Linked DNA regions of Homo sapiens: region 1 is linked to region 2. Evidence: chromatin loops called from intact Hi-C (ENCODE). Cell type or tissue: right lobe of liver. All regions are shown on one strand. Links, peaks and the distances in the headings refer to the core of each region. The heading gives the core; the rest is flanking DNA.

The links. Hi-C counts contacts between places; a loop is a spot of excess contacts. Peaks named below come from ENCODE experiments on the same cell type or tissue, not always from the same donor. Only the 100,000 strongest peaks of a DNase experiment are listed, where the experiment ranks them.
Region 1: a loop joins it to region 2, with 2.3 times the contacts of the local background. A loop is called at or near these places in 94 of 110 quality-filtered maps.

What each region holds. Positions count from the first base shown.
Region 1 is chr18:23,569,308-23,581,219 of GRCh38, reverse strand. NPC1 (NPC intracellular cholesterol transporter 1) reads left to right here. Exons shown (of 25, transcript NM_000271.5): 2 at 7,646-7,768; 3 at 9,040-9,146. Among named protein-coding and RNA genes, the nearest start is that of NPC1, 11 kb to the left of the region's middle. RefSeq lists enhancers at 3,869-5,068, 6,841-7,135. In right lobe of liver, for the core only: no CTCF peak of the experiment used is centred there; a DNase peak (open chromatin) is centred at 6,959; H3K27ac peaks cover 3,241 bases.
Region 2 is chr18:23,520,711-23,533,286 of GRCh38, reverse strand. RMC1 (regulator of MON1-CCZ1) reads right to left here. Exons shown (of 20, transcript NM_013326.5): 11 at 9,113-9,157; 12 at 8,805-8,858; 13 at 6,522-6,650; 14 at 5,386-5,492; 15 at 3,989-4,108; 16 at 3,575-3,652; 17 at 3,155-3,259; 18 at 2,990-3,058; 19 at 2,675-2,900; 20 at 1,465-1,662. The coding sequence ends at 1,583. It overlaps NPC1 (NPC intracellular cholesterol transporter 1), which reads left to right. Exons shown (of 25, transcript NM_000271.5): 25 at 1,003-1,845. The coding sequence ends at 1,085. Among named protein-coding and RNA genes, the nearest start is that of RMC1, 23 kb to the right of the region's middle. RefSeq lists an enhancer at 3,020-4,219. In right lobe of liver, for the core only: no CTCF peak of the experiment used is centred there; a DNase peak (open chromatin) is centred at 4,512; H3K27ac peaks cover 1,417 bases.

The DNA.
Region 1 (11,912 bases), core at 2,449-10,448, 46 kb before region 2:
CCACACTGTGAACATTCCATAGGGAAAAAACTGCAGACAGTGTATACTGGCACCCACTTTCATAGTTTTGTTTTAGTTTTGTGGCTCCTAAATGTCTAAGACTAACTAGTAATATGACCTTGGGTGAGTCACATAAAAAACCAGAAGCTAAAGGGGTTATCTGTAAAACGAAGAGTTGGACTAGCTGAGCACACCTAGCACTCAAAATATATGACTTAAACACCCACATGCAGGCAGGCCTGGTGCACACACAAATTATCCTTTGTTATGTAGATACGTTCATGCCAGGTTGGCTATAAAACACTTCCAGAGATTTCCGTCAATAGAAGTCAGACCAGCCCGGCAGCCTCCACCCTAAATGCCCTGCCATATTTGTTTGGTCTGCCTCCCTGACTCCAAAGAAGCAGCAGGCAGCTTAATCTCTGGACAGGATTCTTCATGCCACTCCCTCCACTCCAGCCTGTGTTGTCCTGACTGGCCAGGCCAGCCTCTGCTCTCTGGAGAAGCAATGAGGTAGGGAAGTTAACCAGCAAGCCCCTCTCCTCCATCGCCTCACTGGAGCTTGAGCTGGGTATCTCTCCATGTTTTGCCATTAGCTTTACCCATCCAGGACAGGGGCACAAGTGTTGGTGCCAAGCCCTGCACTCCCAGCTCTGGTGGATGGCCAAGTCCTACCCTGGGGTTGAGGACTGTCAGTGATACTGAGTAAGGGAGTCATTGCTTGACAACTGCCTAGAGAGATACTTTAAAAGATAGGAATGGGAGGCATTATTTCTACAAGTGAACAAGTTTATATTGAAGGAACACTTGTATAGGATCATCATGGATGGGACAGTTCATCTCCAGTGCATTCTCCAATTCTGAGGATACATCACTGCACAAACTGGACTAGAGTTTAAATGGTACAGAAGCTGGGGGTAGGGGAGGCAGGAGGACAAGGGGGATGGGTGGAGAATGCTTAACTTGGTGTTCAAAATCATGTTATTTATGAGCCATGTGACCTCAGAGTATCTTTGAGCCTGAGTTCACTTACCTGTAAAATTCTGCTGTGCTACTGCATAGAGTATCTGAGAAAATGAGGCATGCAGTCGATGTTTGGTATTTTTGTTTCATTTATTTATTTTACTGCCATGCCTCGAGAACAATAGATGTTCAGTAAGTATTTGAATATGTTAGTTAATGCTTTAGGATTTCCTAAAGGCAGTGGAATAGAATTCTCACTGAGTTCAGAGCTTTTCTGATAATAATGTGTGCTTATGGAGCTCCTGAATGGGGTCCAATTTAGCAGTTGCTATAGTTGCTGAGATATAGCACAAGGGGCATTTTTTTTTTTTTTAGATGGAGTCTCTCTCTGTTACCCAGGCTGGAGTGCAGCGGTGCGATCTCAGCTTACTGCAACCTCCGCCTCCCGGGTTCACGCCATTCTCCTGTCTCAGCCTGTAGCTGGGACTACAGGCACCTGCCACCATGCCCGGCTAATTTTTTGTATTTTTAGTAGAGACGGGGTTTCACTGTGTTAGGCAGGATGGTCTCGATCTCCTGACCTCGTGATCTGCCCACCTCGGCCTCCCAAAGTGCTGGGATTACAGGCATGAGCCACTGCACCTGGCCTAGAAGGGGCTTTTTTTTAACCTTTCCTGAACTGTTCCTATCGTTGAAAGAAGCTTCCCTATCCAGTCATTTTCTTAGTAATTAAACTCTAGAGCATGTTGTGAAATATCCATATGATCTAACCTTTAAAAATAGAAACTCTTTAGCTGTGTAACTACTAAATTCTGGGTAGAAGCCAAAACAATCAGCACTTCTCATTTCTGAACTTAGATAATCCAGTTGTACTCCCTCAGCTCATTGTGAGTTTTGACAAGTTCTGCATCCATGAACACCAGATGTAATACAATAGGGAATTTCAAAGGAAGGATTACACACCTAGGCTCTGCCCTCTAGGATTTTACCGTCTTACAAGGGAGTTGAGACAAAAGTGAGAAAATACTCTGGCAACTTCTCCCAACATCACAACTTTGCAATTCTCATAAATTTTGCTTGATCCTAGGGCATGACCAAGGCAGAGGCAGGCAGGTCCTACTTCATGTGGGAGAGAAGGAAGGAAGGGTAGGCAGTTAGAGTGATAGGTTTGGAATACTGTAGAAAGGAGAGTGGGCAGAGCCAGAGTGAGGTGTCTGAAGCTTGTCGCACAGGCAGTGGGAAGGGTGGGTTGGAGGTTTCTGAGCACCAGAAAACTTTGAGCATTGTTCCGGAAGAGGCAAGCGGCAGGCATCTGCACCAGAGACACTGCCGGGTCCGAGTGAGGGCAGGAGGCTGCACGAGGGAGCCTCCCTGGGAGTGAGCGATAGGTTCGCTATGGGAGGTGGGTTCGAAAGGTGCCTGAGATTTTCATTTGAAACTCTGTTGAAGAGGAATTGGCAATAGAGGAGGAAATACAAATAGAGGAAAGATTGGTTTCGTCTTAAGCACTGAGGCTGTTGGGCAGCTAGTGGAAAGTGCTGCTGGAGAGAAGCTGGAGATCACTGAAGCTGAGAGAGGGGTTTGTGGATATAATTAGAGCAGTGTTTCTAGGGAGGTGCAGGTGAAGGGACTGAGAGAGAGATGAGGTTAAAAACACAGAAGAGAAAGAGATGGAGGTGTGGAGGCCCCTGAGGTGGAGCAGCTGCAGAGGCAGGCCTGGGGGCCAGGAGGCTGGCTCTCCACTTTCAGCTGTTGGTGAGAAGGGAGTGAAGGCTGAGCAGCTCCCATTGTGCAGCTGTTGAGTGCACAGGTGCTCGTGCTCTTGCACACGGTGGGGTTTGGGGAGGGTGTGATGCTACAGGGAGGACTTTCATGATGCAGCTGATTCTCTTTTATTGAGAGTCTGTTTCTGGAGTCACCTGCTCTGTTTTGAATCCTGGCTTTGCCACTGTGACCTTGGACAAGTTGTTTAGCCTCAGTGCCTTCGTTTCTGCATCTGTAAAAGGGGTATAATAACGCCTCCCTCATCAAACTGTTGTAGGATTAATTGGGTTAACATATTGAGAGGTGACAGCGTGCTGGCAGTCCTCAGAGCCCTTGCTTGCTCTCGGCACCTCCCCTGCCTGGGCTCCCACTTTGGTGGCATTTGAGGAGCCCTTCAGTCCCCCACTGCACTGTGGGAGCCCCTTTCTGGGCTGGCCAAGGCCGGAGCCCACTCCCTCAGCTTGCAGGGAGGTGTGGAGGGAGAGACACGAGCAGGAACCGGGGCTGTGTGCGGCACTTGCGGGCCAGCTGGAGTTCCGGGTGGGCGTGGGCTTGGTGGGCCCCACACTCGGAGCAGCCAGCCAGCCCTGCTGGCCCCGGGCAATGGGGGACTTAGCACCCGGGCCAGTGGCTGCAGAGGGTGTACTGGGTCCCCCCAGCAGTGCCGGCCCACCGGCGCTGCGCTCGATTTCTCGCTGGGCCTTGGCTGCCTTCCCACGGGGCAGGGCTCGGGACCTGCAGCCCGCCATGCCAGAGCCTCCCACCCCCTCCGTGGCCTCCTGTGCAGCCTGAGCCTCCCCGACGAGCGCCACCCCCTGCTCCACGGCGCCCAGTCCCATCGACCACCCAAGGGCTGAGGAATGCAGGCGCACGGCGCAGGACTGGCAGGCAGCTCCACCTGCAGCCCCGGTGCGGGATCCACTAGGTGAAGCCAGCTGGGCTTCTGAGTCTGGTGGGGACGTGGAGAGTCTTTATATCTAGCTCAGGGATTGTAAATACACCAATCAGCACCCTGTGTTTAGCTCAAGGTTTGTGAGTGCACCAATCAACACTCTGTATCTAGCTGCTCTGGTGAGGACGTGGAGAACCTTTATGTCTAGCTCAAGGATTGTAAATACACCAATCAGCACCCTGTGTTTAGCTCAAGGTTTGTGAGTGCACCAATCGACACTCTAGCTGCTCTGGTGAGGACGTGGAGAACCTTTATGTCTAGCTCAAGGATTGTAAATACACCAATCGGCACTCTGTATCTAGCTCAAGGTTTGTAAACACACCAATCAGCACCCTGTGTTTAGCTCAAGGTTTGTGAGTGCACCAGTCGACACTCTGTATCTAGCTGCTCTGGTGGGGCCTTGGAGAACCTGTGTGTGGAAACTCTGTATCTAACTAATCTGATGGGGACGTGGAGAACCTTTGTATCTAGCTCAGGGATTATAAACGCACCAATCAGCACCCTGACAAAACAGGCCACTCGGCTCTACCAATCAGCAGGATGTGGGTGGGGCCAGATAAAAGAATAAAAGCAGGCTGCCCAAGCCAGCATTAGCAACCCGCCCGGGTCCTCTTCCATGCTGTGGAAGCGTTGTTCTTTCGCTCTTTGCAATAAATCTTGCTACTGCTCACTCTTTGGGTCCACACTGCTTTTATGAGCTGTAACACTCACCGCGAAGATCTGCAGCTTCACTCCTGAGCCCAGCGAGACCACGAGCCCACTGGGAGGAACGAACAACTCCAGACGCGCTGCCTTAAGAGCTGTAACACTCACCGCGAAGGTCTGCAGCTTCACTCCTGAGCCAGCGAGATCACGAACCCACCAGAAGGAAGAAACTCCGAAAACATCTGAACATCAGAAGGGACAGATTCCAGACGCGCCACCTTAAGAGCTGTAACGCTCACCGCCAGGGTCCGCGGCTTCATTCTTGAAGTCAGTGAGACCAAGAACCCACCAATTCCGGACACAATGTGAAGAGCATTTAAAATAGTGCCTAAGCCTAGGACACCGCCAGTGCTTTGTAAGTCTTTGGGTCCTGCTGGCTTAGGTTGCTTCTTTCGGCAGGATGACTTTTTTTTTGAGACCAGTTTTCACTTTGTTGTCCAGGCTGGAGTGCAGAGGTGCTATCTCAGCTCACTGCAGCCTCAACCTCCTGGGTTCAAGCTGATCTTCCCAGCTCAGCCTCCGGAGTAGCTGGGACTATGGGCATGTGCCACTAGGCTCGGCTAATTTTTGGCTGTTGTTGTTTTTGTTTGTTTTGTTTTTTTGTTTGTTTTTTGAGACAGTTTAGCTCTTGTTGCCCAGGCTGGAGTGTAATGGCACAATCTTGGCTCACCACAACCTCCGCCTCTCGGGTTCAAGCAATTCTCTTGCCTCAGCCTCCTAAGTAGCTGGGATTACAGGCATGCACCCCCCACACCTGGCTAATTTTGTATTTTCAGTAGAGACAGGGTTTCTCCATGTCGGTCAGGCTGGTCTCGAACTCCTGACCTCAGGTGATTCACCTGCCTCAGCCTCCCAAAGTGCTGGGATTACAGGTGTGAGCCACCGTGCCCGGCCTGTTGTTGTTGTTGTTTTTAAGAGACAGGGTTTCACTGTGTTGCCCAGGCTGGTCTCAAACTCCTGGGCTCAAGCGACCCACCTGCCTTGGCTTCCCAAAGTGCTGGGATTATAGGCGTGAGCCACCACTTCCAGCCAGGATGACTTTTTTTTTTTTTTTTTTTTTTTTTTTGGTCTTCTCTGCTGTGTCTCTAGAAGATGACCTTTTGAGAAGCAAACCTGAATGTTGATTCAAGCCCAAATTTCCTGGGCTCAGGTGTTAATTTTTTAAGTCTTTGGAACCTCTTTGCCGAGGTCTCAAGCAGGTAGAAGACATTAATAATAATTCCTTATATTTGATTGCGTGGTGCTCTGTAGTTTACTGAGTACTTACTATATATGTACAGATAGGCCCTTATTTGATCTTCACAGGAACCTGTGAGGTAGGCAGAGCTTATGAGCTTCATTTCCCAGGTAGGAAAACTCCTACGTGGTTACGTAACCTGCTCCAGGTGTGATCCCAGGTGCAATCCAGCTCAACAAGCACACTGAGCCTCAGGAGCTCTTGGGATCAGAACCCAGGACTCGATCCCACTCCGTGCCGCCTTCTCACCCACCCCTCTTCCACCAAGTGGGTGGAAATAGCACTTGCTTTGAAATAAGTAACGAATGATCTTTGTGAAAAGGAACCTAAACAGCAGTGGGCCATCTTTATTCACATCTATAGTACCAAGTGCTGAGTAAGGGGATTTTAGACTCCAGACACCCGTCCTGTTTGTCAGGCCAGAGCTGCAGTGTGTTGACTGCACATCTGTCTCTTGTCACTCCTGCTCCTGTGGGTAACCAGCCAGAGTGCCCCTGAGGCAGAGACAGGCCAATCCCTGGAGAGTTCTGCGAGGTCTAGGGAAGAGTTCTTTGTATTTAAAATTTCATGTGAACTTCAGCAGTTTCCTCTGCCTCTGTAGTCAGCTTTTGCCTTTTCAAACTTTAGTTAGATGGATAATGACTTTTACTCATTAGGACTTTTTTCCATTAGTTGGAAACCCAGAGTTGCAATACGTTTCTTTTTTCCTTAGAATCACCGGGTTTATGGGAATAACAATTGGGATTCTCTTTATATAAAAATAGTGGTGGAATCTTGGCACAGGGTTCATATGTGGCTTTGTTGAAGGCTTGTTGTCACTTCCTTATTTGTATAATTTCCCTCCTTTGTGGCCTAAACATGACTTTCAAAGAGTCAAGAGGAGTTAAGTCCTAATTTTTATTTTAGAACATCTGAAAAATGAATTCAGAGAAAAGTGATATTGATGCCTTGGATTTCCCCACACATACAAATCCCAATCTCCTGCTGACTTTTTCTCATGTTTTTGGGCTTCAGGGACTGTTGTGGGATTTGTATTTTGATACTGAAGGACCAACACAGACTGACTTAGCTTCTTGCCTGTGTGCAGGTCATGTGCCACTGTCACTGGAGAGAATTTCATGTTGTGACTTCTGTTCAGATTTGTTTTTTTTTTATGGCTTTCCCATCAGGGTTCTTGGGAGCCATGGCTGCTTCTTGATATCTTCTGTTTCCCTGTAGAACAGACGATTGCAGGCCCGGGGCCCTGGCAAGCTGGGCCCTCTGTGGCTTTCTGAGTCCATTGTGAGGCAGAGGATCAGGTGCGTTTTGGGCAGCAGCCTTCAGAGCAAGGCACTGACCTGATGATTCACACTGACCCCTCCCCTCCGCTGAATTTTCTGACAACCTTGTGACTCTCACATGGGAAATGTGAGTGGTTTTTGAGAAATCTTTACATAAGAGGTTTTAAAATTTTCTTTTGAGATTGCCTCGGTGTTTTTCCTTAAAGTTAGCACATTCTTTGCTTTCTACTTCAGCCTCAAGGACAGGAAGTTCATTCTCGCTCTTTACATTGGGGTGTTGATGTTTGTGGTTTTGTTGTTTTGTTCTTCATGTTACTCATGATGTATTGATATTAATTAACCTAAATACATATGGAAATATTCTTTCATTACTTAGAGCTTATATAGTTCCTGGTGCAGATGTGCAAAAATAGTGCTTTAGTAATTGCTAAGTCACTATCTTGCTTTTCTCTCTACTGTGATTGAGTATTTCTTACATGGAACTATAGCTTCCTCTTATCAACAAATAAGCAGGAAATAGAAATTATGTAAATAAGCAATTTCCATTACCTACTTCACTGACTTGACAAATAGGCATTTGGTCTGCTTTAATTAATATTTTTCAAAATGTTAAGTGCCTGTTGCTGTTACTTAATTTTGCAGGTAGCATTGGAAGTTTCTGTGATTGTACTTGAGTGGGCACTTCTTGTTGAAATTTACCATTGAGACCCTGGTAACACTGAAGTTTGTGTTGACTTTCTGTAGGTGTTTTCACAGTCCTGTGTTTGGTATGGAGAGTGTGGAATTGCATATGGGGACAAGAGGTACAATTGCGAATATTCTGGCCCACCAAAACCATTGCCAAAGGATGGATATGACTTAGTGCAGGTAAGTTCATTATCTTAGGCACTGGGAACACAAAATGCTGATCACAAGATCCTCTGTAATTATTCCTTAAATGTTATTGCAGGGTGGAGGTGGAGATGAGACTAACAGGCTTAAGTCTTATCCCGGACTCTCAAACTCTAACCTGTGGCATACAGTGCAGAGAAAGAACACCGTAACTCCAAAGGCTTAATTTTTCAGGGGCTGACTTTATACCTCTCATAAAGTTTCCCAATAGCAGGTTGCTATTTAGAGACTGACCTTGGTACTTCGTATGTTGCCCTTGCAGCATCTGCAAAATATATTAGAAGTTAGCTGGTTTTGATTCCTAGATTTCAGGACTCAAATGGACTCTGTTGCTAAGTGGCTTTGACGTCCTTGTCCCCTGGTCATTTCAGTGTTTTCTCTGTGTTCCACTGAGAGCCTGTGAATTTTGGCTGCTACCAGGATTCTGATTCCTGTTCTTTTTTTACCATCCTGTGATACACAGGGATATTAGAACTGGAAAAATCATGTGAAAAGCCTGGTTTTAGAGGCTTAAAGTAATCAAAAGTCAAGTCGACATGATAACAGAGTTCCTAGGCTCACTTGTTCGTTTCTTTTCTGTTTTTGAGACAGAAGGAGCCTTGCTCTTTTATCCTGGCTGAAGGCTAGAGTGCAGTGGCACAATCACGGCTCACTGTGTCCTCGACCTCCTGAGCTCAAGCAATCTCTCAACTCAGCGTCCCAAGTAGCTGGGACTACAGGCACATGCCACAACCCCTGGCTAATTTTTTAAAAATTTGGGGAGATGGGGCTTCACCATGTTGCCTAGCCTGGTCTCAAACTCCTAGGCTCAAGCAATCCACCCTCCTCAGCCTTCCTAAGTACTGGGAGTACAGGCATGAGCCACAGTACCTGTCCTCACTTGCTGCTTTCATCATAATTATTAAAGGTTTCAACTTTCCCTGGAATTACTAATAGAAATAGTAAGTAGCACTCTGGTTGAATTGAATCAAACAAACAAAAAACCCTAAGAAGACATAAAATGATTGTCAGGAGAGGAGAGAAAGCTTCCAAATAAAAAGAAAATTAGAAACATCTCTACTTGTGAATAAATAGTAAATGTGTAGCCTTTTAAAATAATTCTATAATAACTTTGCAAATACAGGATGTGTCTTACCCTTTTGTACTTCAAAAGGATTACATGAATGAATGTGTCTTAGTTCACTGAGGAATGTTGACCTTACTCTAACTGTTGCCTACTCCCGTGTCTGTGCTCTTTCACCTGAAAGGAACTCTGTCCAGGATTCTTCTTTGGCAATGTCAGTCTCTGTTGTGATGTTCGGCAGCTTCAGACACTAAAAGACAACCTGCAGCTGCCTCTACAGTTTCTGTCCAGGTAGGTTCTGCTGGGGAAACAGAACAACTGGGCTGTAGATACTTGTGAACTGGTAATGCTCAGCTTTCCATTTATTCTTTGTTTACATATTTTTATTTATTATATGTCTATATTATATGTATATTATATATTTATACATATATGTATACATGTAAAGTAGGTGAATATATATTTATGTATTAAAAATACATGTATGTATAATGTGTATGCATGCGTGTGTGTATAATAGAGACAGAGTCTCACTCTGCTGCCCAGGCTAGAGTGCAGTGGTTTGTGGTGTGATCACAGCTCACTGCAGCTTAAACTTCCTAGGCTCCAGTGATTGTTCTACCTTAGCCTCCTGAGTAGCTAGGACTACAGGCATGCACTACCATGTCTAGCTAATTTTATTTATGTTTTTCTTTATTTTTTTTTTTTTTTGAGACAGACTCTTGCTCTGTCACCGAGGCTGGAGTACAGTGGCATGATCTCAGCTTACTGCAACCTCCTCCCGGGTTCAAGCGATTCTCCTGCCTCAGCCTCCCCAGTAGCTGGGACTGCAGGCACATGCCACCACACCTAGCTAAGTTTTATATTTTTAGTAGAGGTGGGGTTTCACCATGTTGGCCAGGCTGGTCTCAAACTCCTGACCTCAAGTCATCTACCCGCCTCAGCCTGGTTATTACAGGCTGGGATTACAGGCATGAGCCACTGCACCTAGCCTAATTTTTATTTTTTTCTAGAGATGAGGGTCTCACTATGTTGGCCAGGCCTGGTCTCAAATGATCCTCCCACCTTAGCCTCCCAGAGTGCTGGATTATAGGTGTGAACCACAGTTCCCAGCCAGTTTTTTTTTTTTTTTAAAGTCAGTTTTTGTTTTGTTTTAAGAAAGCACTCTTACAATTTGTCAGAAATAAAGAGAAAAACAATAATTACCAGACTTGGTTCACTTCCCAGTTGCATTCAGAGTTGATGCTTGGTTTCCTCTGCGATGTTCTCACCCTGCAGGGTGTCTGCACTGCGGCCAGGCTCCTTTCAAACTTGAGCTGTGCACTGTGGGGAAGAGAGGTTCCTAGGGGTCCTGCTCAGGTGCCTGGCCTGAGACTCTCATCATGCAGTCCTTCCTCTCCCCCCATGCTTTGCTTTGCACATCATTCTTGTCCCTCCCTCTGGTGAAGGGTTGTGATAGAGTCAGGTCCTCAGTAGAGCCGGCCTCGGGGAGCTGTTAAAAATTTTGTTCTGCTGTAGCTGGCTGGTTTTGTCAAACTTAGTTTTTTATCTGTTCTGTTGGCTATGACCCTGAGCAGTGAAAAAGGGCTTGGTAATAGATGTTCTTCTCTAGGCCTAGCCAGCAATTCTCAAATATGCAAAAGAGCAAGCTGGTAGTGGTCTTTAGAACAGCAGATTGTGGTATCTTTCTAAATTTTTCAGACTTCAGCACACTGATAAAGATGTTTGGGAAGCAAATATTAAAAAGGGAAAATGCTTCTCTGCACAAATATCACTGCAGGTGGTGATAGGGCACAAGTTGGCTTCCAGTGAAGAAATTCTGCTTCTTACCAAAAGTTAACAATAGAGAATGGAAAACCACCACTAAATTGTTTTTTCAGAACAACAAAAGTTGAGGCTGTAATTGGGCCAGCATATCCTATGAAAGGCTTGTGAACATTGATGGAACCAAATTGGAGCCTTGTACACTCAGTCAAAACACATTTATTTAGGATCCACCGTAGGTGAGGCATTATGGACATACGGACATAAACATAAAAAGATAGCCAACCTTTCTCCATATTATCAGAGGTACCAAAGCTTGATTTATAATAGCAAACAGGAGAAACAACCTGATATTTGGAAAAATATACAGCTGTCAAAATTAGTGATTGTGGGCATTAAATGTAGTAACATGGAAAAGGTTTGAAAACTGTGTACCCCAAGAGTGATTCCTATTAGAATAATACAATTGTGGTTTCTGGCTTTGTTGCAGTAAAGCAGTGGGGCTCCTGAAAGAAAGAGAGTCTGTGCTTCTCTGTCTCCTTCACTAGAACAGAGACTCTTGAAGGCCAGGACACACTTTTTTCATTCTTTGTCTTACATGGTCACTGGGACTGAATCGGAGTCTAAAGTAATCTTGATTGCAAGAATGCAAGTCTAATGAAACAGCTTTTGCAAGTAACAGTGGACCAAAGGGAAAAGAGAGCTCTTTTATCATGTAACAAGTCAACATTAGGAGCTTAAACTTTGAACCTGAAGGATAGCAGGCAGCTTATGGTTCTTGTGCAGTTGTGTGCTCCTGAAGTGCATGCAGCCAGAGAACAACATTGCTGTTCTCTATCTTTACAAACCATGGGGATTTCTCCTTGTGTTTCAGGAGGGCCTAGTGATTTTCCGGGGCTTGAAAGAAAACCTTTCAATAGGTTATAAGATGAAGATTCTCATAATTCTCATTATTTTATTTTCTTCTTAATCAAAACTGTCAGCTGGTGCAGCGCTCATGTCGATAATCCCAGCACTTTGGAAGGCCAAGGCAGGAGGGTTGCTTGAGTTTAGGAGTTTGAGACCATCCTGGGCAACACAGACCCACATCTCTACAAAAACATTTTAAAAATTAGCCAGGTGTGGTGGTGTGCACCTGTAGTCCTAGCTACTTGGGAGGCTGAGGTGGGAGGATTGCTTGAGCCTAGGAGCTCAAGGTTACAGTGAGCTGTGATCACACCACTGCACTCAGCCTGGGCGACAAAGTGAGACCCTTTCTCAAAAAATAATAATAATTGTCTTCCTGATGCTCCA
Region 2 (12,576 bases), core at 166-8,165:
GCATTCTTTTCAAGTATTTGAACTCATACTAATGGTCATTTGATAATGATAAATGATACTGAGTAAAAAAATTTCTTCTAAAAGAAAAAACCCATCCAGGGGATTCATGATGGTGCAGACTACTTTATTAGGAAGTTGTCGATGTTTTTTCTGGAGGCCTGATCTGTCTGCTTCACAAAGGCCTGGAGCCAGTCCTTGAATGGATCTGAGTGTCAGCAGGCAGGGCAGCTCCTCCCTGCCACTGAGATGAAGGAGTCCATCTGGCAGCCAGCTCTCACACCAGCAGTGCTGCAGAACAGCTTTTTATGTCCCTCATGGATTTCCCGTTTCTTAGCAAAGTGCTTGCTGCCTTTCTTCATCTCGAGACTGTCCTTGATCCTTTTACTTCTATGGCCACTTCACCTTGCACAAAAATGACCCACGGTTGAAAGAACAATACTGATTTGCTTCATTTATAGCTTTGTCACTAAATTGAAGCACTGAAGTAGAAGATTAAGAAAATGAGGGGCTTTTTATCATCTCCGGGGGATAGAAAGTAGTTCTATTACAATCTAATATACTAGTTCCTTTTAAGAAAAAAAAAAAAAAAAAGAGATGAGCACTTTGGAAGGCTGAGACAGGAGAATCGTTTGAGACCAGCCTAGGCAACATAGTGAGGCCTCCATCTCTACAAAAATAAAATTAGCCAGGTGAAGTGGTGTGCGTCTGCAGTCCCACCTACTTGTTAGGCTGAGGCAGGAAGCTTGCTTGAGCCCAGAAGGGTGGGCTTAGGATGCAGTGAGTCGTGTTCATACCACTGCACTGCAGCCTGAGGAAGAAAGCAAAGAGCCCATCTCCAAAAGAGAGGGAGAGAGATGTGGTCTCACTCTGTTGTCCAGGCTGGTCTCAAGCAATTCTCCTGCCTCAGTCTTCCAAAGTGGGATTACAGGCGTGAGCCACTATGCCCAGCCAACTAGCTCCCTTTCTCCTGCAGAAATAAGAAAAAGTCTCTCTCTCTCATAGGGCCATCAGTAAATAAAGCCAAAAGTTGTGCCACTGAAGAGCGATACAAAGGAACAGAGCGCGAACGGCTTCTAAATTTCTAGCCCTCTCGCAGGGCATCCTGACTGAACTGTGTCTAAGGGTCGGTCGGTTTACCACTGGACGGGTGCTGCATCGGCAAGGCCAAGTTGAACACCGGATGGTGCCAACCATCGGTTGTTTGGCAGCAGCTTTGAACGTAGCGCCTGTGAACTCAGGAATGCACAGTTGACTTGGGAAGCAGTATTACTAGATCTGGAGGCAACCACAGGACACTAAACTTCTCCCAGCCTCTTCAGGAAAGAAACCTCATTCTTTGGCAAGCAGGAGGTGACACTAGATGGCTGTGAATGTGATCCGCTCACTGACACTCTGTAAAGGCCAATCAATGCACTGTCTGTCTCTCCTTTTAGGAGTAAGCCATCCCACAAGTTCTATACCATATTTTTAGTGACAGTTGAGGTTGTAGATACACTTTATAACATTTTATAGTTTAAAGAGCTTTATTAATGCAATAAATTAACTTTGTACACATTTTTATATAAAAAAACAGCAAGTGATTTCAGAATGTTGTAGGCCTCATTAGAGCTTGGTCTCCAAAAATCTGTTTGAAAAAAGCAACATGTTCTTCACAGTGTTCCCCTAGAAAGGAAGAGATTTAATTGCCAGTTAGATGTGGCATGAAATGAGGGACAAAGAAAGCATCTCGTAGGTGTGTCTACTGGGTTTTAACTTATTTTTCTTTAATAAAATACATTGTTTTCCTAAGTTTTGGGGTTACCCTATCTGCTTTGAGAGACAAATACAAAAGCTAAATGGAAGAGATTCTATCTAACCTGTCCTTATGGTAACTAAATGCCGTCTTACATTGAGCTAGAAATAGACCTAGAAGTTTCATTAGACAGCCCTGATCCTTCCCTATCCTAAAGATGATGTCTTAGGTTGTATAACTATTTGGAGATGAGAATGATCAACCAGGGCCAGGTGCGGTGGCTCAAACCTGTAATCCCAGCACTTTGGGAGGCTGAGGCAGGCGGATCATGAGGTCAGGAGTTTGAGACCAGCCTGGACAATATAGTAAAACCCCATCTCTACTAAAAATACAAAAATCAGCCGGGTGTGGTGGCACGCACCTGTAGTCCCAACTACTCAGGAGGCTGAGGCAGAAGAATCGCTTGAACCCAGCGGAGGTTGCAGTGAACCGAGATCACACCACTGCACTCCAGCCTGGGCAACGGAGCGAGACTCTGTCTCAAAAAAAAAATGAGAATGATCAACCAATGTATACTTCATAAAACTGAAACCTTAATAAGCCCCAGACCCTTTAAAACCCTTAGCCACCATTTGCCGTCTTATTCCTGGCTTTAAGAGATATTCCAAGATCTGCTATAAGAGATGGGCTGTGCCTGATCTGGGTCCTAAATGTGTCTTGACTCAAAACACACCTCCTCGGTGAGTTCCAGAGCATAATTCAGATTCTGTCAGTATACTGAATTCACTCTACTACAAATAATGGGCCAAGGGCTAGGTGGGCTGTTATCAAATTGTGTTGTTTACAAAAATGCTAACCCAGGGTCCTCGCCCACCAGCTGCCAGTGCCCTCTGCTACTCTTTGAGGCTATGGTTACCCCAAGTCTTTTCATTGCATTCTCACCTGGTGTGAAATTGGGGCTCCCTCGCAAACGCTGGTTTCGCTGTTCAAAAAAGCGGAATATTGTATAGAAAAGCATGTTGTCTTCAGTCTGCTTTGCAGCATCTAAAAATTTTCGTGCAGAAATGTTGTCATGGCCACCAATGCCCCGGATAAACCTTAAGGCAGCTAACACTTGGTGTTTGGAAAGGAGAACTTCTACTATTTCATCATTTGCTGTTGAAAGTCGCTAGCAGTAAGGGAGAGAAGTCCAGGTCAGTGCAAACAACAGGAACAGAGTTAGTTTCCATAGTCTAAAACCTCACACATCAGAGTTACCTTCAGCATGTCCAGAGATAGCTGATGAGCAGGAGGATAGAAACTCTCTAGGGATAACAGCAGACAAGCCTGAAAGACATTTTTAGACCCACTTCAGTTGGAAAGATAACGGTTAAAATTTTCCATTTTTAACCACAATGGAAGTAAAAATCTGGCAATGCATACCAAAGGTTTGGAGTCGCTGAGGACGTGGTACTGCAGGAACTGATGCAGCATATAAAAGAGGTTGTGCTGGACAAGGGTTTTGATAACAAGTTCATGTAGGTAATGCTGAGGACAAAAGTAAAAAGTGAAAGAACACTTCCAAATCATTCAGCTACAACAGACTAGAGGCTCCCCAAGGACTGGCTATTCTAACCAACACAGTAAAAGTCTGTCATTACAAGAAGTGGTTTCGTCATGCAGGTAAAGACCCCAACTTGACCTTACACTTCCCATTCCAACTAATAATGTCAGGAGTCACTCAGCATTCTGAGTCAGGGAGGCAGACCTGTCTTAGCATATGAGTCATCTTCTAAGACAGTGACTGTGTTTTTTTTTTAAATTCCTTCTGTTTTAACTTGGGCCCAGATGATTTGAAGGTACCTGTACTGCAATCTGAAACTGGTTAAGAGAACGAATGTATTCCATCAGCACGGCTATCACAAATTTATGAGGCATCTCCTAGGGAGAAAAAAATGTGGTCTTACAAATACCAACGAGGTGCAAAAGAGGCTGCATATAACTCTCTATCCAACCCCCACCTTGTTTCCATCTTAAAATGGCCCAGTGTTCATCTTTCACTGGTTTTGCACACATCGCTCCAGAACCACCCGTCAACAATTATGCTTTAGGCCTCAGCATTAGAAGCCAAACTACCAGCTCTAGGGCCTCACCCAAGGAAACTCCAGTGATTCTAATCACTTCAAGTGACTCTAATCACATGAAGTCTCCTCGTTTTCAGCAACTTCCTTGTTTTGAGCATTCTCAGTCCAGAAGAGGCGGAAAGCTGCAGCCCACCTTCTTTTCCACAAAGGCTGACAGGACATGGGTGTACACATCTGACTGGTCCAGCACCGCCTGGGTCCGCACCGGCCTCTTGAGGAGCGGGCTGCTTCGGCTCTGCCCTGCTTCCACCGCCTGAAAGAAAAAAACCACAAACTATGATCTTCGGCATCTTAGAGGAAGGGTGCTGTTTACAGTTCATCCACAAGGACTGAATTCTTCGATGTGGACCCAGGATATGAGCGGAAAACACTTTCTCTACTTAGATACAACTTTTTCCTGTGCGCATGCCTGTAATCCCAGCTACTCAGGAGGCTGAGGCAGGAGAATCCCTTGAACCCAGGAGGCAGAGGTTGCGGTGAGCCAAGATCTCACCATTGCACTCCAGCCTGGGCAATAAGAACAAAACTCCGTCTCAAAAAAAAAAAAGCAGTTCAGATCCGTGCAGATTATGCAATAGCTGTGGGGTGTAGCCTGAGAACTTGCATTTCCAAGAAACTCCAGATGCTGCTCATGTGGCTGGTCAGTGGCCCACACTGCTGAGTCATGACGGTTTATGGAGCCCAGCAGACCGTGTGGGACGGCACAGAAACTGCCATTTGGGATCAGACCTACTGATTCCCACAGCCCAGAACACCCACAGCAATAGAGTCCAAAAGGACTCAGCCATCCCTCACGTCTGGCAGCGTAGGAATGGACACTGTCCCAGCAACTGGCCCTCTTCAGTGCCTGTCTCAGACCTCTTACCCTTCCATGAACAGCTAAAGGGGAGTGGAGTTCTGGGGCTTTTGTTGGTTTAAAACCATTTTCAGCCTAGGACTAATCAGATCCTGGAATTGAAATAATTCATTCTCCTTGTCCTAAACTTTTCTTCTGGCTTCAGAAGATATGATGTACAAGTAATACAGCGGGAATTGGTGGCGATAAGCCATGGTTATTACCTTGACTACAAACACGCCTGCTAAGTGCTAACACTGAATCGTCACTATCTCAACAGGATTCTTTCCCAAAAGGGAAGAAAGGTGTGGCAAATATAAATATTTCTAATTTAATTTTCTAAGTCCTCACTCTGGCATAACAGAAAAATATACAAAATATTGCAAAGCAGAGACTGATTTTTCTCATCTATAACAGTAGACCAAGGATCTACAGGCAAGATCAAACACAGATGGGAAAAACAAAAACAGTGAAGGTATGAAGTGAGATGCAGCCGCCAGCTCGTGGGATGCAGGGACCCTGAATTTACTACTCCTCCACTATCCCCCACTACTGCCACCTTGCCCTATGGCAGGCGGCAAATCTCAGCGACCTTATTCTAATATATAGGAAACAATTTTGCATCATAATTACTTAGAAAATACCCGGGAGGGGGTGGGGGAGGAGGACCCTTTGTCATACTCCATGTAACTCACCATCGCATAACTCTGCTCGGCATCCAGGTACTTTTTATACTCATGGTTGAGTTTATCAAAAACAGTGGCTATCACGGGCAGCGATGCTCTGTCTGACTCACTTAACACTGGAAAGGCACAATGTTCACACACGGATCAAACCAACTTCATGTCAGCTTCAGAATTTCCACACGTTGCTATGATAAAAACTAATCTCAAAAGGTTACCAATGCAAAAGTACCTTTAAAGGACACTCTACTTTAAAGACCTGACAGCTAGATGTCATTCGCAACCCCTTTCTGGTTACGGTTAAAAAAAAAAAAAAAAAAAAAAGCTATAGCAGGCCAGGCTCAGTGGCACATGCCTATAATCCCAGCACTTTGGGTAGGCCGAGGCAGAAGGATCACTTAACGCTGGGAGTTTGAGACCAGCCTGGGCAACAAGGCAAGACCCCATCTATACCAAAACAAAAACAAACACCAACAGCACATATTGGTAGGGGATTATTATTATTATTTTTTTTTGGATACAGGGTCTTGCTCTGTCGCCCAGGCTGGAGGTACACTGACACAAACGGCTCGCTGCAGCCTCGTCCTCCCGGGCTCAAGGAATCCTCCCTCGGCAGCCTCTGGAGTAGCTGGGGCCACAGGTGTATACCACCAAACTCAGCTAATTTTTTTTTTTTTTTTTTTTTTTTTTGTAGAGACAGGGTTTTGCCATGTTGTCGTCCAGGCTGGTCTCGAACTCCTAGGCTCAGGCAATCCTCCTGCTTCAGCCTCCCAGAGTGCTGGGATTATAAGCATGAGCCACCATGCCTGGCCTCAGTAGGGGATTCTTAAAGAAGACACATATGCAGTGAGTGGCTTGGATTTTGAAAGAGGTGTGTGTGAAGGCCAGGGGTGGTGGCCCACTCCCCTCCTGTGTGCCCACTTTCATTCAGAACCATCCCATTTATTGTTCTTTTCTACCAGTATCTCTACAAATCATCTTTCCATTTAGCAGCCTTTCCTAGGGGGTCACATAGCCACCCCTCACATAAAGAATGAGGCTGTGGGTCACAGACAAGACACAACAATGTAGCCCACATCCCGATAAAAAGTGTTGGGCAGCACAGGCCTCACACTGGAATCAGAGCAAGGGGGAAGGATTCAACTTACTCTGTGAACAGACAGACAGGATGACCATCTTGCATTCCTTTCTCTGGAGGAGAAAGTCCATGAGTCTTCCTTTGTCTGGTAAGAGATTTACTATGGGCTCAAGTTTCACTTGGAGGTTCCAGAGGTAACCTGGATTTTAAGAGGCAGCAAATAAAACAGTATGATGCAAACCGTAACAAAAGCCCAAAAGTGGTTCCCCTAAACATCTGCGGGGCGGGTGGCAGGTGGTGATAAAAAGCCGCAAAGTACAGTCAGTGTAGCTTTTCCTTCCTAACCAAAGCAGAGCTGAGCCATTCAGGAGCAATTCAGGAGCGTGTCTACCACAGGAGGATGACAGCCCAACCACCGCACACCTGGCTGACTCTTTTCCAAGTAACCTCTGCATTCAGGGGCACATCAAAGGTGTAGCTCCTAGTCCTTCATTCCAAACGGGGACTTCCCTAGACCTAGCCCCTCTTTTAACGTTTAAAATAGAAAAAGATGTCAACACGTGGCATCAACTTCAGTCCTGTGCTTTGGTTTCTCCTACAACAGCTCATTAGTTTAAAAGGTAACTCCAGAGGCTCTCAATGGAACATCATAACTCATCCATTCATCGACCCATAAATGTACTGATCACCCACACTGCCAGCATCTGGTGTGGCCTTTCCCAATTGGGATGCCACAGGAGAATGAAGTGCCACATAAAAAATCATCTGGGTGACCCCCTTTTCAGTTGGCCCAAGGCAGGTACAGAGCAGCTGTACAGGAAAACACCAGCGAGATGCACAGGAGAGAAATGACTTCATTACATACATACAGTGGATGTCACATGAGGCTATGGGTTACAGACAAGGCACAACAATGCATTACATACAGTGGATGCCTACAGCATCAGGGCTAATTCTCTCCTCAAGAGTTCTTAGGAATTCCAGAGGAAAGGCAGGAAAATACACAGAGGATTAAAGAGTAACATAGGAGATTCTCTAATAACCAGCCTGGCGAGGTATTAGAGACACAGGGGCAACATGGCAAGACCCTGTCTCTACAAAAAAAAAATTATAGGCCGGCTGTGGTGGCTCACACCTGTAATCCCAGCACTTTGGGAGGCTGAGGTGGGCAGATCACGAGGTCAGGAGATCGAGACCATCCTGGCCAACATGGTGAAACCCCGTATCTACTAAAAATACAAAAATTAGCTGGGTGTGGTGGCGCATGCCTGTAATCCCAGCTACTGGGGAGGCTGAGGCAGGAGAATCGCTTAAACCCAGGAGTTGGAGGTTGCAGTGAGCCGAGATGGCACCACTGCACTCCAGCCTGGTGACAAAGCGAGATTCCGTCTCAAAATAATTATTATTATTATTATAATAAATTAACTGGGCGTGGTGATGTGCGCCTGTAGGCCCAGCTACTTGGGAGGCTGAAGCAGGAGGATCGCCTGAGCCCAGGAGCTCAAGGCTGCAGTAAGCTGAGATAGCACTACTGCACTCCAGGCTGGGTGACGGAGCAAGACCCTGCCTTAAAAAAATAAGATTTCTTTAGGCCGGGCACAGTGGCTCATGCCTGTAATCCCAGCACTTTGGGAGGCCGAGGCAGGCGGATCACCTGAGGTTGGGAGTTTGAGACCAGCCTGACCAACATGGAAAAACCTCGTCTCTACTAAAAATACAAAATTAGCTGGGCGTGGTGGCACATGCCTGTAATCCCAGCTATTCAGGAGGCTGAGGCAGGAGAATCGCTTGAACCCGGGAGGCGGAGGTTGCAGTGAGCCAAGATCACGCCATTGCACTCCAGCCTGGGCAACGAGCAAAACTCCGTCTCAAAAAAAAAAAAAAAAAAAAAAAAGATTTCTCTAATAAAGAGATTACCCAGGAAGAGACAATTAACAGACTGAGGAGGCTTCCTCAGCAAGGCCAGAAAGAGGAGCACACCTCCCGGGCTCATGCAGAACAGAAAAGGGCACGGACACCGGTGGGAAGGTCGATGGGAGAAATGAGGGAGACACCCTGGGGTGGAGTCCGGCTTTCCATCCACCCTGGGGTGGAGTCTGGCTTTTCCAGAATGGGCTTAAGCAGGAGAATGGCATTCTTAGTTGTTGCTTTAATTATTAAAAGTAGTATATGTTCTTGATAAAATGCACATATAGTAAAAAACGTATAAAGTGAAAAAAAAAAATCCCATTCCCACGCTTGAAAGGAGGGGTCATTTCTAAGAGATTCACCTTGAAAACGTCCCTGGCTACAACTGGGATCCAAAGTCAACAAGCACCATGTTGTAACACGACAACTGTCCCCGCTGACCTACCTTGGCTTGCGCTGATAATGATGTCAGGTTGAAAGACAATCCAAGATGAAGAATCCACATGTTATAGGAAATTCTAAACCAGGAAAAGATGAAAACAAAAAGCAAACCCAGTTTCCGCTAGCACTCGCCCCTGCCCACCATGTACTGAGTCCACGCTAAACGCGAGGCCCCTGGACAGTCAGGGAAGCTGCCTGCGGGGTGGCTCTCGGAGTGTTATTCACAGCTGCCCGGAGGAGGACTTCAGGACCACTCTCTGAGGGTGACCACTTGCCCTGTTGTGCACGGTGCCACACCTTAGTAAAGGATACAGAGTTTACATGGAACAGGAGACTGGCTGGTCACGGCAGCAGGACCTACAAATTGAGAAAACATAAGTGCAACGATGCAGTCAGAAAATGCTGCAAATGCTGGTACTTATGACACAAAAGTCAATACTTTTTAATGTCATTACGAAATGTTTATTCAATTGTAGTCAAGGAAGAAATGAACTGTTCCGTCTCACTGAAAGCACGTACGGGGAGGAAGGGGGAAGGAGCTAACAATCCAGGAAAATCTCACCAAGAAAAAGAAAGCATGTCAAGGCTTCAATCACTGTGGTTTGGGTTATTTTTAATAACCAAAGATGACTCATGATCGTTTACATATGCACGTTAAGGAACTGAGAAATTTACTTGAAGGATTCAAAATCAAATACCCAGATCATCCACGGAGAATGTTTCAAATAAATGTGGCTTGTAGCTTAATTATCTTTTTTTTTCTTTAAGAGAGGGTGTTGCTCTGCTGTCCAGGCTTGAGTGCAGTAGTTGATCATAGCCCACTATAACCACGAACTCCTTGGCTCAAGTGGTCCTCCTGCCTCAGCCTTCAGAGTAGCTAGGACTACAGGCATGTGACCATGCCCTAACTTTTTTTCTTTTTTTTTTTTTTTTTTTTTTTTTTGTGAAGACAAGGTCTATGTTACCTAGGCTGGTCTCCAACTCCTGGGCTTAAGTGATCTGCCCACCTCAGCCTCCCAACATGCTGCGATTACAGGCATGAGCCACTGTGCCCAGCCACTTAATTATCTAAATAATTAGTTCGATTATCCATTGCATAGAGTAGGTCCAAGCACAGTGAGCTCGTCTGGGAAGCAGACCCCCAAAACCTCACATGACAGGGACCGTTAACAACCAGTTATACTGCTCATGAGCCATGCAGGCAGCCCTACAAGCTAACCATGACTCCTGGTTCTGTTCCAATTACCCAGGTACAATCAGAAGGCAGGTTTCAATCAGCTGGTCAGAGAAAGGGTCATTGTGAACAGACCACCCAAAGGTAGGAAAGAGCCCAGGCAGACAAGCTTTGGCGAAGAGCACTCGCGCTTTGGACCTAAGTGTCAAGGTCTGCGCCGAGTGCACAGCCCTCACCTTTGGGTGGCTGACCTACACACTGTCAGGTGAGAGCTTTCATTTTTAAGGCCCCCCAGATGATCCTAATATGTAGTCAGATTGAGACCCACTGTTCTAACAGGCCCAAAACAAAAAGAAAAAGGGTGGCTGACTCTTCCCAAAAGTGCTGGTTATATCTTTCTCAACAGGCCCATTCAATTCCTGAGCACGCCCACCCAGTGGCAGCACAGTGGGCAAGACACACGGATGCATCAAGCCGCCAGGGCTCACAGCCCAGCAGGAAACAAAAGGAGAGTCACTAACCTCTGAAAATGCTTTGCAGCCCACACTACCTAGATCCCCAGACCCTCAGTGGATTCCTGATTTCCTCCTATTGATCTCTGCACGGGCTGTTACTGTGACCAGGCCTCGCATCTGTTCCCTTATGACCAGATGGTTAGAACCTGATGCCTCCTAACTGGTCCTGTACCACCGGAACAGAGCTGAAGGTTCTAAGCCAGGGGTGTCCAATGTTTTGGCTTCCCTGGGCCTTAAGAGGAAGAAGAAGAATGGTCTTGGGCCACACATAAAATACACTAACACTAACAATAGCTGATGAGCTTAAAAAATATCATTAAAAAAATCTCATAATGTTTTAAGAAAGTTTAAGAATTTGTGTTGGGCTGCATTCAAAGCTGTCCTGGGCCACATGTGGCCCACAGACCGTGGGTTGGACAGGCTTGTTCTAAATGTTTAGTTTTTTTCCCCCAATTCACCAGCAGTTACCTTCATGCCAAGTGGGCAGCAGACACAAGACAATCACTTGGCAAAATCTATTCTTTCAATACTAACATTATTTACAAAGGAAAAGGAAGAAGCTTGAAAGAACACAGAAAGCCAAAAGACCTAATTGAACGTCTGTTAAGAACCAGCTCCTTCCTCCAACTGTGCCAGAAAGTAACTAAGCTTTTGGCTGGTCCAGCAAGACAGGGCAGTCAGGCTGACAATGGTGCTCTTGCTGAACTTTCAGCCAGAGTGCGATTCTGAACTCCCGGGTGAACGGTACAAGGAAATCCTGACTGCAGGCTGGGTCAACCCGCCCAATGCCATCGGACAAAGAATAAAACATTACTACTAGGGTTCCAAATGTGAGCCATCTGACTACGTCTTGCACACTGAAACCTCAGACTAGCCAATTCTGCACTCCAATCTCCTTCAAAAGAGAGCCGGGAGAGACTGCTGCGAGGGACAGGCACAGAAGAAAGACCCTGTGAGAACACAGTGAGAAGGTGGCCATCTGCAAAGAGGCCTGCCAGGAGGGAGGCCTCAGAAGAAAGCAAACCTGCAGACATCTTGATCTTGAACTTCTAGCCTCCAGAACTGTGAGAAAATAAAGTTCTGTTTAAGGAAAAAAAAAAAAGAGAGAGAGTGTGTGTTGAATATTCTTTCAGTTCTATCTTAAAATCAATTACACTGGAAAAAGGCAAAACGAAGCAAATAAATGACTTCTTTCCCTTTTCCTGAATTCCTGACCTCCACTCTTCTGACTTCCCAACCCCACCTCTCCAGACAGAAGGAGGACTGATTTGGGTAAGCCTAAGAGCCACAGCCGAAGCACTTACTGTGACTGTCAGTCCCAAAGAATGCAATATTCATCATCACTGTCACACGGAATGTGAGAAAGAGAAAAGTGATCCCAGGTTACAGTAACAAACCTACAGCCAAAGTTAATTTCAGCGTTACAGAGCTAAGGCAAACAGAAAACGTTACGGGTGTATTCAATATTAAAACATATTTCACCATCAACGGCTAATCAAAACTATCCATTCTAAAGCTCAGGGAAGATAAATTATTCTATTTCCTCCCAAGGGAGATTCATCTATCTTAGAAAATGCTTTTTTCACAACATAATTTTAGCTTATAGGATCAGTAGTAGTTGCATTTTTTAAAAAACTAGAACAGGCTGGGCATGGTGGCTCACACTTGTAATCCTAGCACTTTGGGAGAGCGAGGCAGGCGGATCACCTGAGGTCAGGAGTTCAAGACCAGTCTGGCCAACATGGTGAAACCCCATCTCTACCAAAAATATAAAAATTTGGGCCAGGCGTGGTGGCTCATGCCTGTAATCCCACCACTTTGAGAGGCCAAGGTGGGCAGATCACTTGAGGCCAGAAGTTCAAGACCAGCCTGGCCAACATGGTGAAACCCCATCTCTACTAAAAATACAAAAAAATTAGCTGGGCGTGGTGGTGCACGCCTGTAATCCCAGCTACTTGGGAGGCTGAGGCAGGAGAATCACTTGAACCTTATCTCCTCTCACAAGTATTTAAGCGATTGAATACTTGGTTCAATTGCTTGAATACCTCACAAGCTTGAACCTTGTGACAGACAGGTGGAGGTTGCAG